Linked DNA regions of Homo sapiens: region 2 is linked to region 1. A link is a loop called in an ENCODE intact Hi-C map of the cell type or tissue named here. Cell type or tissue: Calu3. All regions are shown on one strand. Each heading gives the region's core, and the rest is flanking DNA. Links, peaks and the distances in the headings are about the cores only. Region 1 overlaps CLSTN2 (calsyntenin 2). Region 2 has its middle 59 kb from the start of TRIM42.

Region 1 (8,341 bases), core at 318-8,317:
TCTCTGCCTAACTCACAATAAACCATCTATGGTTGTAATTGTTTATAATAACTTAATGGCATAATTACTCCTGTGCAGGCTGTCCAGAGCAGCAGCAACACAGAATGATCTCAAATACATTGAACACGATTTAAAATGAAGGCGGACCTCACCTCTTGTCATTTGGGTAAGCTTAGTCACAATATTTTACCACTGACATTCACCAACCTCAACTTTAAAGGAAGATAATAATATCTACGTTGCTGAATTATGAAAAGAGAAACTTAATTACTCATTTCCAATTATATCCTCTTGCCCAGAACTAGTCACTTGACAGCAACCTAAGTGCAAGGGAGGTTTGGAAATGTGCAGTGAAGGTCTACTAGCTCTCTGTGGGTGGTGGAAGCTCAGCAGATACAGATATAAATATAGATAGATGTTGATATAAATATATACACTTTATATATGTATTTATATGTAATATATATACACACATACATACATATTTTATACACACACACACACACACACACACACACACACACATATATATATATAGTTTCCTCATACAATTTCTCCCACTCCCATGCTGGGAACACATTTATAATTTAGGAGTATGTACTGGTAAAACTACTATCCTGGAAAGCAAGTTACCCAAGTTTGAGAACTCATCTCCCCCTGTAATCGTTCCTTTTTTCTCTCCTTTATTCCTTCATTCACTCATTAATCAATAGATATTTTTCAGGCTCTCCCATGTGCCAAGTAGCTGTAGATGTGATTGAGGGTGGCCTCTGTTTTCATGGTGCTGACACCCTGGCAGGCAGGCTTAGGTGAGCATGGAGTAATAGACAATAAGTAAGTGAGAAAGTGACTTAATACACAGAAAAAATCCATATAGTGAAAAGTGATATACTAAAATAAAACTGGCTGGTGTGACAGCAAGTACCTGGGGAAAAGGAGAAGCATTTGAGTGATCAAGAAAGGTCTCTCAAAGGAGTTGTCATTTGAATAGAAACTCAGATGACTGAAAAAGTCATTCTTACACAGTCTTTGTCACTAAGTAATGAGAACGTGCTGTGCAACCAGAAGATGTCACTGCTGGGAAAGTGGGGCAGGGAGGTCAGCAAATCCTCTCCCTAAAGAAGAACAATACAAGTGAAAAAGCTCATCCAAAACAACCATCTCAGGACTCTGGGAATTTATCAAAAGCAAATAAAACACTGGGGGAATATTAGGAACAATTTTATGCCAATAAATTAAACAATTTTGATGAAATGGAAAAAAGTCGAAGAAAAAAAACCCCAAATAATTAAAACTGACTCAAAAAGAAATAGAAAATCAGAATAGACTTCAATAAGCAGACAAATGGAATTACTAATCATTAAAAATATTCCCACAAAGAAAAACTCAGGCCCAGATGACTTCACTGGTGAATTTTGCTACATACTTAAAGAAGAAGTAATGCAAATCTTTTACAAACTCTTTCAGGAAATAGAGGAGGAAGAAATACTTGTTGGTTTTTTCTGTGTGGTCAGTACTATTCTGATATCTAAGTCAAACAAAGGCATCACAAGAAAACTACAGAACAGTGTCTCTCATGAACATGAATTCAAATTTTCTCAGTGAAATATTGACAAATCATACCCAGCAGCATAGGAAAAGTATTATACAACATGACCAAGTTGGATTCAGCCTAGAAACCAAATACTGGGTTAACATCCGATAATCAATGTAATACACCATCTTCTTAGATTGAACAAAATTAGACCAAAATCACAGTCATCTCAATTGCCATAGAAAAAGGATGCGAAGAAATTCAAGACCTACTCAAACTAATAGAGAAACTTCTTCAACCTCACAAAGAGCATTAACAAAAAATGTACAGCTAATATCATGCTTAATGGTAGAAGATGGAAATCTCTCTCCATAAGATGGAGACAAGGTAAGGATACTCATTCTCCATACTTCTATTCAACACTAAACTAGTGATCCTAGACATTGAAATAAAACAAACAAAAAGATATTAAAGACATTTGGATTGGAAAGGAAGAAGTAAAACTATCTTTATGCATAGAGAACGTGAACCTGGATGTAGAAAATTCTAGATTCAACAAAATTATCTTAGAATGAATAAACAAGTTCAGCAAGATTGCAGTTACAAGATCAATGTTAAAAAGCAGTTATATTAATATTTTTATATTAGAAATGAACAATCTGAAAGTGAAATTTTAAAACTGACATTCAAAATAGCATCAAAAATGATAAATACCTGGGAATAAATTTAACAAAAGAAGTACGACTTGTATACTGAAAACTACAAAAACATAGCTCAGAAAAAAAATAAGAAAGATCTAATAAATGGAGAAATAGTCCTGGTTCACGGATTAAAAGCTTCAATATTATTATAATGGCAGTTCTCCACAAATTCATTGGCAGATTAAACGTAATTCCTACCAAAATTCCGGTAGGCTTTTTTGCAGAAATTGACAACCTGATTTTGGAAATGCAAAGGATCCAGAATCTCCAGAACAATTTTGAAAAGGAATAACGAAGTCAAAGACTTAGGCTTTGTGATTTCAAAACTTGCTATAAATCGACAGTAATCAGCACAGTGAGGTACTGGTATAAAACAGGAGTAAAGATCAACGGAACAGAAATAAGAGTCTACAAATAAACCCTTAAACTTTTATGATCAAGTGACTTTCAACAGAGATGCCAAGTTAATGTAATGAAGGGCAGTTGTTGCAACAAATAGTGCTAGTATAATATATCCACATGCAAAATGGTGAATTTAGACCCTTACCTCACAAAAGACACAAAGACTAAAAATGGATCATTAATTAACTTATACGTAAAACATAAAACAATAAAACCTATAGACTAAAACACCGGAGAAAATCTTCATGACCTTGTGTTAGGCAATTAATTCTTAGATATGACATGAAAAGCATGACTCATAAAAACATTTATATAATGGAGTTAATCAAAATTTTAAACTTTTGTGCTTCAAAAGACATTAAGAGCATTAAGAATGTAAAAAGATAAACAACAGACTTGGAGAAAAAAACGTACAAATCATATATCTATTAAGGACTTGAATGCAGAATATATAAATAACTCTTACAATTTAATAATAAGAGAAAATCAACCCAATTTTTAAAATGGGAAAAATGTTTGAATAGGCATTTCATTAAAGAAGATATAAGGATGTTCAATAAGCACATGAAATGGTACTCAATCAATATAATTAGTCATTAGGGAAATGCAATTTAAAACCACAGTAAGCTGCCATTTCAGGCTTCCAAGAACAGATATACCATAATGATTTTAAGAAGACGATAACAAGTATTAACAAATGTGAAGAAACTATAACCTTTATACATTTCTTGGTGGGGGTGGAAGAGTAAAATCATGCCACCACTTTAGGAAAACAGTTTGGCAGTTTCCTAAAACGTTAAATATAAACTTATCATATGACCTAGAAATTTCATTCCTGGGCATCATCTAAGGATATGAAAAATACATGTCTACATACAGACTTGTACATGAATATTAATGGAAGTATTATTTATAGTAGCCCAAAAGTTAACCAAAATGTCCATCAACTGTAGTGAGTATATAAACAATATGGTATATCTATACAATGGAATATTATTCAACAATAAAAAGGAATAAATTACTAATAAACAGTACAACATAAATGAATCTCAAAAACACTATGCTAAATAAAAGAAGTTAATCACAGTAGACTACATATTGTATGATTCCATTGGCATGAAAATGTCCAGAAAGGGCAAACCTATAGAGAGAGAAAGCAAATCTGTCTCAGGTGGCTGCCTGGAACTAGGGGTGAGAGCCCCCAACTTGACTACAAATAGGCACAAGGGATCTTTTGCATGTAATAGAAATGTTCTAAAATTGGATTTTGGTGACAGTTACAGAACTCCGTAAATTTATGTAATTGAGATATGCACTTACAGTAGGTTAATTTTAAGGTATGTAAATACTTCAATGAAATTGCTTTAAAAAATAGATTCTGATTCTCCAACATCACTGATAGCATAGCAGAGTCTTGGGTACCATGGCAGCTGACAGTGGAAATGCTGGGCAGTCAGAGGGACCCGGTAGGCACTTAGGGTTCTGTCTTCATTTGCATTTCTCCCTGCCTCACATTCCACCCAAGCCGGGTTCCTTCCCAAAGAGGTAGGATGGTGGTGAAAATGTGGAGGACCCTATCCTAAGGGCAATGGGCAACCATCCAAGATTTTAAGCTTGAGGGTAACAAGATCCAAGTTGGGTTTCACGAAGACCCTCTAGTTGCTTGGTGAGGGATGAATCGAGGAGGGGGAACCTGGGGGCTAGGAGACCAAGTGGGTTACTCTGGCAATGGCCAACTTAGAGAAATGAGGAGCAGTAGGAGGCAGGAAACCCTGACTGGGAGGCCTCTCTTGTTTCTCTCATTCGCAAACCAAGAGGTGATAAGTTACAGGATGCAGCACCACTCACAGTGCTTGGCATGTGGCCAGCACACACTCCCTGTGCGTTTAATCATCAGTAGGTGTTACTCTAAGGTCCTTCATTGCTGTACTGTTTTCTAAGTCCCGATTCTAGACCTCAAGGAGCACTTTTTTAATGAGTCCTCCATCTTATCCACCCGCTTCCCAGAAGTCACTTCCAAGGAGTGGACACAGTTATTTTTCGTGTGAAGCAGACAGTCATGGGTATCAGACACACTCACCCAGAGTTCCCTGGGAGGACCTTCTGGAGGGGACCCTGGAGGTCTGAATGGTGCTGGCCCTTCTCCTTGCCCTTAATGCCCTCAAGCTGGGGGCCTGGGGCTTGATGGATTCTGTCCTAGGGTATCATTCCCTTCTAAGAACACGAGTTTGAGAAACCAACAATTACCACAGAAATTGCATGAAGTCCCTAGAATCTTACCTTCCTCTTTGCACACCATTTGGTCTCTGGTCTGATTCTCTGGTGACCACCTTGAAACTTGTATGTGTGAGGCCACTGCATGTTTGAAGTTCCATTCAGATGCAGCAGTGAGGAGCAAGGGTACCTATGTCCAGGGCGCCAGGAGCAGGAGCTAAGGGTGGGGTAGGGAGTGAGCAGCTTACAATAGCAGTTGGAGAAAAAAGAGCAAGAGAGTCTAGTCCCTGGGGTCTGGGAAGGGGCTTGGATAATGAGGCAGGGGGAGGGCCAGTATAGAAGCAGAGGCCCATCTTGGGAAGATTCTTAATTCAAATTTCACATCATCGCTTACCTTTGAGGAAAATGTGTATTACAGCCACAGGGAAATTTATTCATTCATTCATTCATTCAGGAAATATTGATTGAGTGCCCACTGTTGTCCAGTCCTTACAGTGGGCATTGGGCACACATTAGAATCACAGTGGTGAATGAGAGAGACAGGTTCCTGTTCTTACAGAATGTAATGGTCCAAAGCTGGGAGGCAGATAGAAAACTAGTAGTTTTAACATGGTGCAATGCTGGGGGAGCCCAGGTGCTGAGGGATAACTGGAAGATCTTAATCCAACATGAAGATGCCTAGGGGCTGCCCCCTGAAGCAGGTGATGTGCCAGCAGAGACCTGAACAATGAGTGTGAGTTAGCAGGAAAACAGGGAAGAAAAGGGAGCATCCCAAACGGAGAACCAACCCTCAGCAAGGACTAGGCTAGGGAGAGCAAGGAAATTGCTGCCGGACTAATATTTCATGGAAGGAACTAACAAACTCATGTACAAATGCATGAATAAATGCTGCCTCCTAAAATAGGTGGAAGCCACAGAGTGTTTGGTGTTGATACAGAGGTGGAGATGCTTGAGTTGCTGAGCCAGGGCAGCTTTGAGCCAAGCAGAGGTGGCGTGCTAGGAGAAGATATTCCCATTTCAAAGGGATTTTTCAAGGAGACCCACTACAGGGCCCAAAGCAAAGAATTCTTAGTATCTTCAAAATGCAATGTGACTTACGCAGAGTTTTCAAAATCAATCAACAAACAAATGGTCTTATTTGCACAGCCCTGTACCATTGAATAGTCCTTCCACAGGTTTCCTCCCATGTCCTTCCCACAGCCCAGGGAGGACAGCAAGGCTATTGTGATCATCGGGGAAACTAAGGCCCAGAGAGGTGAGGGGACTTAAGGCCACACAGATGGTAAATGGTGGTGCCAGAACCAGGACTTCAAAATCTGACCCCTGGGGTTAAGCTTCCTCCCACCATTTCTTCATTTGCTCACTCAGTACTCACCGAGGCCTACACATGTCAATCTGTATTTGGGGTTGGTGCTTTGGAGATAGATGGGGCAGAGGGAGCTGCACATTTGAAACAAAAACATTTTCCTTTGCTTATGATTCACAAAGCTGCTGGGAAACATCTAGAGAGAAATCGAGGAACAACCCCACACCCTGAGCTTGCATAGAGGGCCTCCCAAGGAGCTTGTATTCTTCCTCCTGGGGGACCACGCTCCAGGGCGTCTCCTCACTGGCATTCTTAGAAAGGGGGCTGGCACTTGCTGGGCCAGAAACCCTCTCCACGCACAGCTGCTTACCTACTAGCTGGCCAAGGACAAGCTGACACAGGAGGGGAACAAGCCACAGTGCCCTTGCCATGACAGTCAGCCGTGTTCATCTGCTGCGTGTCAGAGAGGCACACGTGCACACTTTCCCTGATCGTACTGATCCCTGGGATGGATGGACAGTGTCCTTATCACCCCTCACCTCCCCTCCCCTCCCAGAAACTGCTGGCTAGGATTCGTGCTGGAGAAACCTTGCTGTGTAAATGGAGACACTGTCTGGGGGTAGGGAGAAGGTGACACTCAGAGTATGGGCAGCAGCCCCAGCCTAGAGCAATCAGTCTGATTATTTGTCTCTCCTGGAACCAGTCATGAGACAGGAGACAGGATCTCTTCTGCCTTGAGAGAGCATTTAAGAAAGCAGGCATGAAATATTTAGAAAGAAAAATATGTCAGTCTAAACCAAGACACTAAAATGCATGGCAGCAGGCCAAACCCCCAGGCTGATTTCAGACAGAGGTGCCTGAGGAGGACCCGCTTGTATAGGGCCCTTGCATTGTCATTAGCTCATGCTTGTCTTCCCTCTCTCTTCTACCCCAGCAAGTTGCTGCCTTTCCTGGGCCTTCACCTCACTTCATTTGCTCTGCAATTCCCTCCACTCTCTGCACCAGCTCAGACACTGCCTCTTCCAAGCAAGTGCCCACAAAACCCTTCAACTGAGAGTGATTGTTTATGTCTCTCTCAAAACTCCAGCCAAGGTTGTTCCTATTTGAAATTTGTCCTTGTACTCAGGACCTTTCTTATATATTTGGATTTTTCCCTTGTAGCGTCAGGGACCAGCTGGCAACTAGGAAATGTTGAAGAGCCGATGTCCTGGGCGTTGTGAATGACAAGGCTGCTCTTATCAGCCAACCCAGGGTAGAACTAGCACCAAGCAGGGGCTCGGCAGCATCTGCAGGAAGGCAGGCCAAGCCAAACTCAGGTGGACTTAGAAGGTGGGCTTGGTATGGTGGTTAGTGTGGGCATGGTGATTAAGCACTTGGTGCTGGGCCCACCACCAGATTCCAGCCCTCCCACGCTATGCTGGATGATCCACAGGTACACTGAAGGGGTGCTTTAGACACCAGAAGAATAGGAGGACACATAAAAAGGAGAAGAATTCAGCTACAGGGAAATGTATTTGGAACTTTACAATTATGGAACTTAGACGCTACACTTGATCTTAGCCAAAAGACCGAGAAGCAATGCGGTGGCTCACACCTGTAATCCCAGCACTTTTGGAGGCCGAGGTGGGCAGATCATGAGGTCAAGAGATCGAGACCATCGTGGCCAGTATGGTGTAACCTCGTCTCTACTAAAAATACGAAAATTAACTGGGTGTGGTGGTGCATGCCTGTAGTCTCAGCTACTTGGGAGGCTGAGGCAGGAGAATTGCTTGAACCGGGGAGGCAGAGGTTGCAGTGAGCCGAGATTGTACCACTGCACTCCATCCTGGTGACAGAGCAACACTTTGTCTCAAAAAAAAAAAAAAAAAAAAAAAGGAAAGAGAAGAATTCAGCTACAGGGAAATGTATTTGGAACTTGACTATTACAGAACTAGAAGCTATTTTACTTCTAGCACCTACCTGGGTTTTGTGTTCATGTCTTGAATTATTTGTTTCTATTTTGAACTGTGAGGGTTGTGGGGCTCCACAGCATTTTTAATACACGAGGTCCCTAATGTTCTTATTCCAGCCTTAGCTGTACCTCTTATTAAATTTGTAGCATTGGGTATAGTTGGGAACCTCTCTGAGCCTCAACTTCTTCATTTGTAAACCATAATGGTAGTAGTTACCACATAGGGATGTTTG
Region 2 (8,341 bases), core at 133-8,132, 370 kb after region 1:
AGGACCAGAGCTACAGTCAGGCTCTGACTTGTAGTATGACCCTAAACAAATCATATAATTTCTCTAAATCTATTTCCCCATCTGTAAGATGGAGTTTTTTTTACCCAAAATTGCCTCAAATTTAGATTTTTTACTAACTCACAATTATGTCCCCAGTTACTGTGAACCATTGATACCTTGTATATCTATGGGGAGAAAGAGGAGAGATTTAATACTACTGTACTAGGCACTGAGCTAGTTGTGATTTTATTACAGCCCTTATATCATTATGTCCACAGTAGCCTACATTTTTAGCTCTATTTTATGATGTGGCCACTGAAACTCAAGAGCTCAAATAACACTCTCAAGGTCAATCAGTTGATAAGTCGTAGCAAGAGGTCTAGACTCAGGTCTCTCTGAGCATAAACCCATTTACTTCCCACTGCTTCACACCACTGCTAACTAAAGGTGAAAGGAAATAATATTGTGCACAGTTAGCACTCAAAGATTCCTGTTGGTCTTATCTCAGAAATTGACCCACAATTGTCAGAAATTGAAAGCTCCTTAAAGGTAGGATCCCATGGATAAAAATTTTCATCTTAGCCCATTGTCTTAGTCTTAGTCTGTTCTGGTTGCTACAACAAAATACCGGAGACCAGGTAATTTATAAACAATATAAATTTCTCACAATTCTGGAGGCTGGGAATTCCAAGATCAAGGTGCCTGCAGATTCAGGGGCTAGTGATGGCTTGTTCCGTCTGCTACAAGATGGCACCTTGTTGCTGCATATTCTGGAGAGGAAAACTGCTATATCTTCACATGGCAGAAGAAATGAACAGGACAAAAAATGGATCACACTCACAAATATTCAAGCCAAACCACCCATGTATTAGCTTCCTATGGCTGCTGTAACAAATTGCTACAAATGTGATGGCTTACAACAATGCACATGTATTCTCTTACAGTCCTAAAAGTCAGAAGTCCAAAATGGTAAACAGTCAAAACCAAGGTGTTAGCAGGGCTGTACTCCCTTCAGAGACTCTAGGGGAAAGTCTCTTTCCTTGACTTTTCCAGTCCCTGCAGCTGCATTTTTCGCATATCTCGGCTGGCTCATGGCCCCTTCCTCCAACTTCAAAGCCAGCAGCTTCTCTCTCTGCTTCTGACTCCAATTCCCTCTGCTTTCATCACATGGCCTTCTTCTCTTCTGTCTGTAGCCCAATTTCTCTTTCCCTTCCTCTTATCAGTAATTTTTCTTACTACATTTAGCAGCCACCTAGATAATCCAGAAAAATCTTCCCTTCTCAAGATCCTTAATTTAAGCACATCCACAAAGTCCCTTTTTCTATATAAGGTAACATTAACAAATTCCAGGGAGTAGGGCCTGGATATCTTTGAAGACTATTATTCAACCCACCACAGCCACTCTAGAAAAGTAACCCAGAAAACTATTAAATTCTCAAGCGTACAGCATTTTCAGTCACATGCACTTTAGACCAACTCATAACACATTTATGAAATCAGCAAACTCCGAAGGCATCCCTGATGCCCTGACCTATCTTGCCACACCTGCCCCCCCAGGTGCTCAATGCCCTCACATTTTAATCCTCTTCTTTTTCTCCACATCAATCAATTCCCAAGAGAGAGAAAAATTAGCAATTTATTCTTCCAAGGTGATATGGTTTAGTTCTCATCTCAAATTGTAATCCCCACATGTCGAGGAAGGGACCTGGTGGGAGGTGATTGGATCATGGGGGCAGTTTTCCCCATGCTGTTCTCATGATAGTGAGGGAGTTCTCATAAGAGCTGATGGTTTTAAAAGTTTTTGGCAGTTTCCCCTTTGCACTCTCTCTTTCTCTCTTGCTGCCATATAAGATGTGCCTTGCTCCCCCTTTGCCTTCCACCATGACTGTAAGTTTCCTGAGGCCTCCCTAGCCATGCAGAACTGTGAGCCAATTAAACTTCCTTCCTTTATAAATTACCCAGTCTCAGGTAGTATCTTTATAACAGTGTGAGAATGGACTAATATACAAGGGCTTTCACCCTTAGCTTAATTTTTAATAGTAGGATGAAAATCCTTGTCCTCTGAAGAAGGGATTGCCAGCATCAGAGATTGACTGGGAGCTTCCTACTGTTCATGTAGACAGCCAATTTGGCCCTTTTAGCTTTTTTCTCGCCAAGGAAATACTCAGTGTCAAGCCAGAAATTTCCATCCCTAAAAATGCATTTCTTTTGCAGGCATCTTCAGCTGAGTAAAGATTTTTCTGAAGACATGTCTTCTCTCCTCCATCTTTTATTTATTTATTTGAGACCGAGTCTCACTCTATTGCCCGGGCTGGAGTTCAGTGTTGCGATATCGGCTCACTGCAAGCTCCAACTCCTGTGTTCACCCCATTCTCCTGCCTCAGCCTCCCGAGTAGCTGGGACTACAGGCTCCCACCACCATGTCTGGCTAATTTTTTCATTTTTAGTAGAGATAGGATTTCACCATGTTAACCAGGATGGTCTTGATCTCCTGACGTCGTGATCCACCTGCTTTGGCCTCCCAAAGTGCTGGGATTACAGTTCTCTCCTCCATCTTTATTGCTAGCAATACCTGCTATGTTTGTTTAACAGATTTTTGGCCTGCATGCTGGCCTCATCACCAACCATGGCAGGAGAAGCCAACAGCCAAAGCAAGCCCAGTCCCCTGCCACTTCCAAGCACTCATCCTTCTCCAAATGGCTCTCAACTCATCTCTTACCAGGTTGGATAGGTCATGAAGAATGTTGAGAAATGTAAAAACACTTAAAACTCAAAGGAAATAAGAACTATTGGTGACATTCAGGGCATCATAACAGGCAAGAAAGGAAGGTATTTGGGGATAGGAAAGTCTCCCAGGTGGCCTCCAAATCATACCATATAAGCAATGATACACTTTCCTTGCACATGCTCTACTAGGCAAGTATATTGTACTTTGAGATTTGTCTGGTTCCTACTGAAGGACAATTTGAGGGATTCACTTCTGTAAAAGTTCCAAGATGCATTGTTTCTGGCCATCACCCTAGGCTGCTGCTCCTCCAGCCATAGTGTTCTCTGTGCCCGTGAGCTCTTTAAGAGTCGGATCTAATTAAGTGTAGCTTTGCATGACCCCAACACCCACTATGGGACCTGGTCCCTATGGACAAGGATTCTGAAAAGCAGCTTGGGTTTTCGAACCCCACAGTCAACTCCACAGAGCTCAGCCAGCATTAACTTAGAAACTTGAACAGTTTACTTAATCTTCCTGAGCCTTACTCTTCCCCCTGTGGAAAATGGAAATAATGCCTCCCAGGGTTGTTGAGAAAAAAATTAGGTACATATGTAAAATGCACAGCACAGTGACTACTATATATTAGGCACTCAATAAATGCACTTATTATTAATATTATTTCTAATAATAATATAATACAAAGTCATACTGCTAGTGTACAGATTATAATCTAAAATCATAATCTATAGCTATCTGAGAACAAGAGTAATGACCCACGGAACTCTCTCTTTTTATGTTTAGCTATTAAACATCTCTCAGCCCTTTGAATATGAAGCAGTATGTTTTACTTTGCTGTTCAACATCCATAAATATCTACTGAGTGCTTTTTGTGTGCAGGAACACAACAAACTCAAAAAATGAAGTTTGTCCTAAAGGGAATTACCACCTTAATCATGAGTCAAGAAACAACAGGTACAGAAAAATGTGGGTCACAGTGCTGCTTCTCAGAGCCCATTTGGTCAGAGTGCTTCCAGGATTCAGAGAAGGTTTTGGTTTTAGGAGCAGGGGGCACACAAAAGTCCTCTTTGGGAAATTAACGTTAAAGGAAAGGTAGGATATGAACATATGGAGAAGAGTAGAGACGCATCCTACACCAAGAGCTTGCGAGCAAAGAGTGCTGTGGAAGGAGTGATGGGAATTTAGGTTGAGGATCCTTCCTGTATTTGTCTCCAGCTGCCTTTATGATGGGTACCAAGATAGTGCACAGGGGCCGGAATGCTTAGTGAGTTCTGCAGTTCTGTGAATCAGCACAGTAGTGAGCTGTGTAGGAAGTTCAGCCTGCAAGCCGATTTGCCAGTTTGTGCAGAACCTTCCCCTATCAACAAGTTGGGCCCTTCTTGGCTGGCTGAGAGAAAGAATGGTCTTGGAATTTTGCTTTCTGAAATAGATTTTCTCAATTCAAATTAACTACAATTGTGTTGTTAATCCCCTTGTTATGGGATGAGAATATACTGCATTGAGATTAGAGCCTGAGAGATATGTTGAAGAACCTTGGATTCAACTCAAAGTTCCAAACAATGTGGTCTTCCCAGTAGGCTCTGTGGGCTTCGGCTGGAACAATGGCACCACCCGGTGGCCACAACAGTCTCTATTTGGAAGAATTTCCTTTGGGGCACATTTCACGAACTCCTAAAGCCCCATGTGTGCTGGGGCTGGAGATACAATGCTGAATAAAGCAGGCTAACTCCCTCAGGGGCTTGCAGGCTGATGGGCCTCACCAGTCCAGGTCCTGTGGGCTCAGTCAGCTCTGGTCCCCAGGGATTGCCCAGTGGGGAGCAGAGACAGCCCTTTTTTAACCCAGAGCTGACCTTAAGGTAGATGTCTACAGAGTGGGATTCCATGGATTACAAAATGGCCTCTTGGATCCACCTAACCCCTAATGCCTTAAATCTCTTTCACAGTTGACAAAACCTGTTCCTGTGCTTATTCATTTATTTAGCATGTATTTATCATTTGCCTCTATGACCCAGATACTATGCTTAGGGCTGAAGACAAAAATTTGCCTAAGAATTAGCCCTTACTTTCCATGCATGGCCCAAAGCTAAAGACAAGTCCTTCCATTATCCCCTGCATAGACCATGGAGCCCCTCCAGACTAGCCGGGCCCTGTGGCATCTACCATCTCACGTCCCTCAACACAACAGGTCCCTCAGCCCCAGTCCCCACTGTTCCTTGCACACCCCTCAGTCAGTTCTGCCACCACACTTTTTCTTGGCTGCTCCTCTTAAAAGAAATGCCTTCTCTCTCTCCTCAAGGATGGCTGTTCTGGAGGCCCCAAGCAGGGAGGGCCAAGCCAATGCTGTCAGAGAAAAATGATCTCCAACAGCAGATACTGATGTGAGTGGCTGCAAACTGCAGCAGCAACTACAGGTAGGCAAGCAAGTCTGGACCTGGGGAAAAGAGAGACAGCAGCTCACAGGGCAGAGATGAAGGAAGCTTTTCATGAACAGAAGCTCTTGTTCCACCCAGGAGTTCTAAGAGAGGCTGAAAATAGCAAGAAGATTTAGATCTAGCAGCTCTTAGGCATGAGAAAATATGTTTTACCCTGAAACTCAAGAAAAAGTAGGAAATAGAGGTGAATTCTGGGGATGGTGAGCAGGAACAGGACTCTGTGGAGTAGAGTGAGTGGAAATGTCGCTGAATGTGGTGACCAAAAGATAAAGTGTGGGACTAATTCAAACGTAGACTGTCTGCATCATCAGAAGGAAACTTCTAAATCCTCAGGAAGGCTGCTACACTCACATTGACAAAACCTGAGGGTCAGAGAATTACCTAATAAAAGGAAGGTGTCTGCATGTCTGGGTCAATGCTATGCCATATGGAAAAAGCACCCACAGGCCCAAGAACCTGACCCATGACAGAACAGTGGGCACATAAGCCCCTGAGAAATTAACAATATCTGCTGGAGGTCTGTGAGCTTCCACGAGGCATAGAATGGGATTCTAAGCCAGCGTGAGGTCCTAGCAGCTGGAAATCCCAGCAGATACCTGGTCCATCCATGCACGTCTACATCCTTTCTCACAATAGGACTATTTTCTATCCATTGTCCCTGGGAACAGTGTGGTATTATGGAATAAACATAGGCCTTAGATATAAGAATATGCGAATGCCAATCCCAGTCCCTTCTTCCTCTCTGTGGGACCTTAGCAAATTGCCTTTCTCAGTCCCAATACCGCATCTAGAAGATGTATAGAAGCCATGTTTTTGAGGGTCAGCAACTTTATCAGTGAGGCTGGAGGCTCCTGGTCTGTGGCAAATATCCCCTAGTGAGGGTCCAGTCTGAGGGAGAGAAAGGAAACGGCTTGGGAGGAGTGGCGACATCTCCCCCTGCCCCTCTGCCAAGACAAATCAACTGCACAAGCCCTAAGAATGTGATGGCAAGCATCTGGGATTTACATGTGGTCACAGCTCCACATAGAATCAGAAATACATGTTCTCTGTCCTGTGTAACCCCTTGTCCACCAGTAGGTCTTTATGGGCTTCATTGTCAGAATGTGAATTCCAGCATGGTAGGCTTCACTAAGCTTGTTCTCTGTTGTAGAGTGGATCTGGGTCCTTGTTAGCAATGTAATGGGTGCAGCCTGGATTACATTCTTCCTACTGCTTTCCTAGGAAATGACCCTCCCTCATCCAATCTCAGGGTTGTAGCAGAAGCTCCATTGGATAATGTGACCCATGTGTGGCTATTAGAGACTGGTTCAAGGAAGGGCACTGCATTTAAGACTGAGAAGGGGGTCAGACTCTCTCTGAGTGGCTGGTTTGGTGCAGGCAAATTTGGGAGTGGTAGCAATGACCCTGTTCCACTGTGAGAACTGTGCAGCAAAGATGGTTGGACTACTGTAAGTCAGAGGGGCAGAGAAAACATGGATAAGTGAAAGAAAGTAAAGGCTCACTGGCTTGGGGTGGCACTCCACGCCACCTCTGGTCCTGCTGCCTGGCTTTTTCTCTGGGATTGGATTCAGAAACTCACTCTGAGATTTTTCCCACCAAGTCCTTCTTCACTTGAAGTAGACGGAATGGAGTTGCCAGAGCTGACATCCAGAAAAGGCCCAGCTAATGTGCAAACAAGGTTTCACTTGAAGGAGAGGAAGGACAAGGATGCTGAGTGCATGTGTTCTCAGATGAACAAATTGCCTCCAAGCTCAGCAAGTTGGGAAAACATACTCTAGCATTGTACACCTACAATCCGATGCCTCCCCTGGATGGTAATTTCACTCAGACACAGCAGTAACATTTTAGTATTTAATGGGATGCTTGTAGAGATTTCATTCCACGATGAGAACATTTCCTATTAAAGGAACAAAATGAAAAAAGAGTCATTCATTTCACATGAAAAACAGAGACTTTTTAAAATGGAAACACTGTCAATCAGGCTGAATCACAAGCTGTGATTAAAGCCTCCAGACTTTTTCCCATTTGTGCGAGCACATTTGAATTTTAGCCCAACACTGAGCCTGTATTATAAGAACGTCTAATGTATTCTGCTTTGAACATAATGCCAAACATGTCGTAAAAGTAAAACACTTATCACCTAAGTTCAAGCAAATTTTGGTCTTTTATTCAAGAAGCAGTCACAGCACCTCATTTACAACCTTAACTCAAAAGTAGATCTTCCTAATCAGAGAAATGAAGATAAAGCTGGAGTCTATTATCATCTGTGCTGCTGGTACATGAAGCATGGTTTATGGAAGAGAAGCCAGACATCTCTGGAAAAGTCAAGTTGTTCTCCCCCAGCCCACTACTGCTGTACCCAACAATGGGATTCTTTTTGCTGTTTCCATCCAAACAATGATTGAGCCCCCTGGGCTGTGGGCTGGATAAGTTAGACATGGTTCCTGCCCTCTGGAAATCCACCAGCTCATGCAGGAGGACTCTTCAGTTAAGGGACAATTATTACATGTACCAAGAGGCTGTGGATACAAGGAGGAGAGGCCTGGAGTGGGAGCAGCTGTCAGAAAGGGCTGCTGCATGATGTTGGAGTCAGTCTTCAGAGGAGGGGAAAGGCCTTCCAGGCACAGAGTGCAGCATGATGGGGCAGAGGTATGAAGAGCCTAACACATTAGGGGAACAGTGTGTCCTATGGGCAGCTCTCCCAAGGGCATGCAGTGACCTCTGCCCAGAACCTGAGAGGCCCAGGAACTGAGCAGCATCCCCTCTCAGGGAAGCAGAGGCGTACGTAGGTCTTAAGACAAGATAAGAGAAGCAGAAGATAGCCCCACGTTTCCTTGGTGATCTAAAGTGTTTCCAGAGACAGCTCTGGTCCAGGTAATGGGATAACTAAGGAAGAGACTAGAAACTGTTAACTCGATGCTCAGATGAACTAAAGAAAGTGGCATGACAGGCCTCAGCTCAAAACCTATTGGCCTTGCCCTCTCTGTGGCCAGTGCCCTTGCCAATTCCAATCTGGGGCCTCTGCTGACCTCAGAGACAGCCAGATCACCGCTTCCTAGATTAGGGCTTCTTCCTCAAGTCCATTCTCCTTTTTCCTTTCCCCAATATTCATCAGCAATTCTAATCAATTTTACCTCCAAAATATATCCCAAGCCTGCCCATGCCTGTCCCTCTTTTTTTGTCT

What was found. Hi-C counts contacts between places; a loop is a spot of excess contacts. Peaks named below come from ENCODE experiments on the same cell type or tissue, not always from the same donor. Only the 100,000 strongest peaks of a DNase experiment are listed, where the experiment ranks them.
Region 2: a loop joins it to region 1, with 3 times the contacts of the local background. A loop is called at or near these places in 7 of 110 quality-filtered maps.

Annotation. Positions count from the first base shown.
Region 1 is chr3:140,359,504-140,367,844 of GRCh38, forward strand. All of the region lies in intron 2 of CLSTN2 (calsyntenin 2), which reads left to right. Among named protein-coding and RNA genes, the nearest start is that of CLSTN2-AS1, 150 kb to the right of the region's middle. In Calu3, for the core only: no CTCF peak of the experiment used is centred there; a DNase peak (open chromatin) is centred at 4,498.
Region 2 is chr3:140,732,938-140,741,278 of GRCh38, forward strand. No RefSeq gene overlaps it. Among named protein-coding and RNA genes, the nearest start is that of TRIM42, 59 kb to the left of the region's middle. In Calu3, for the core only: a CTCF peak has its summit at 4,350 (motif pointing left); a DNase peak (open chromatin) is centred at 4,334.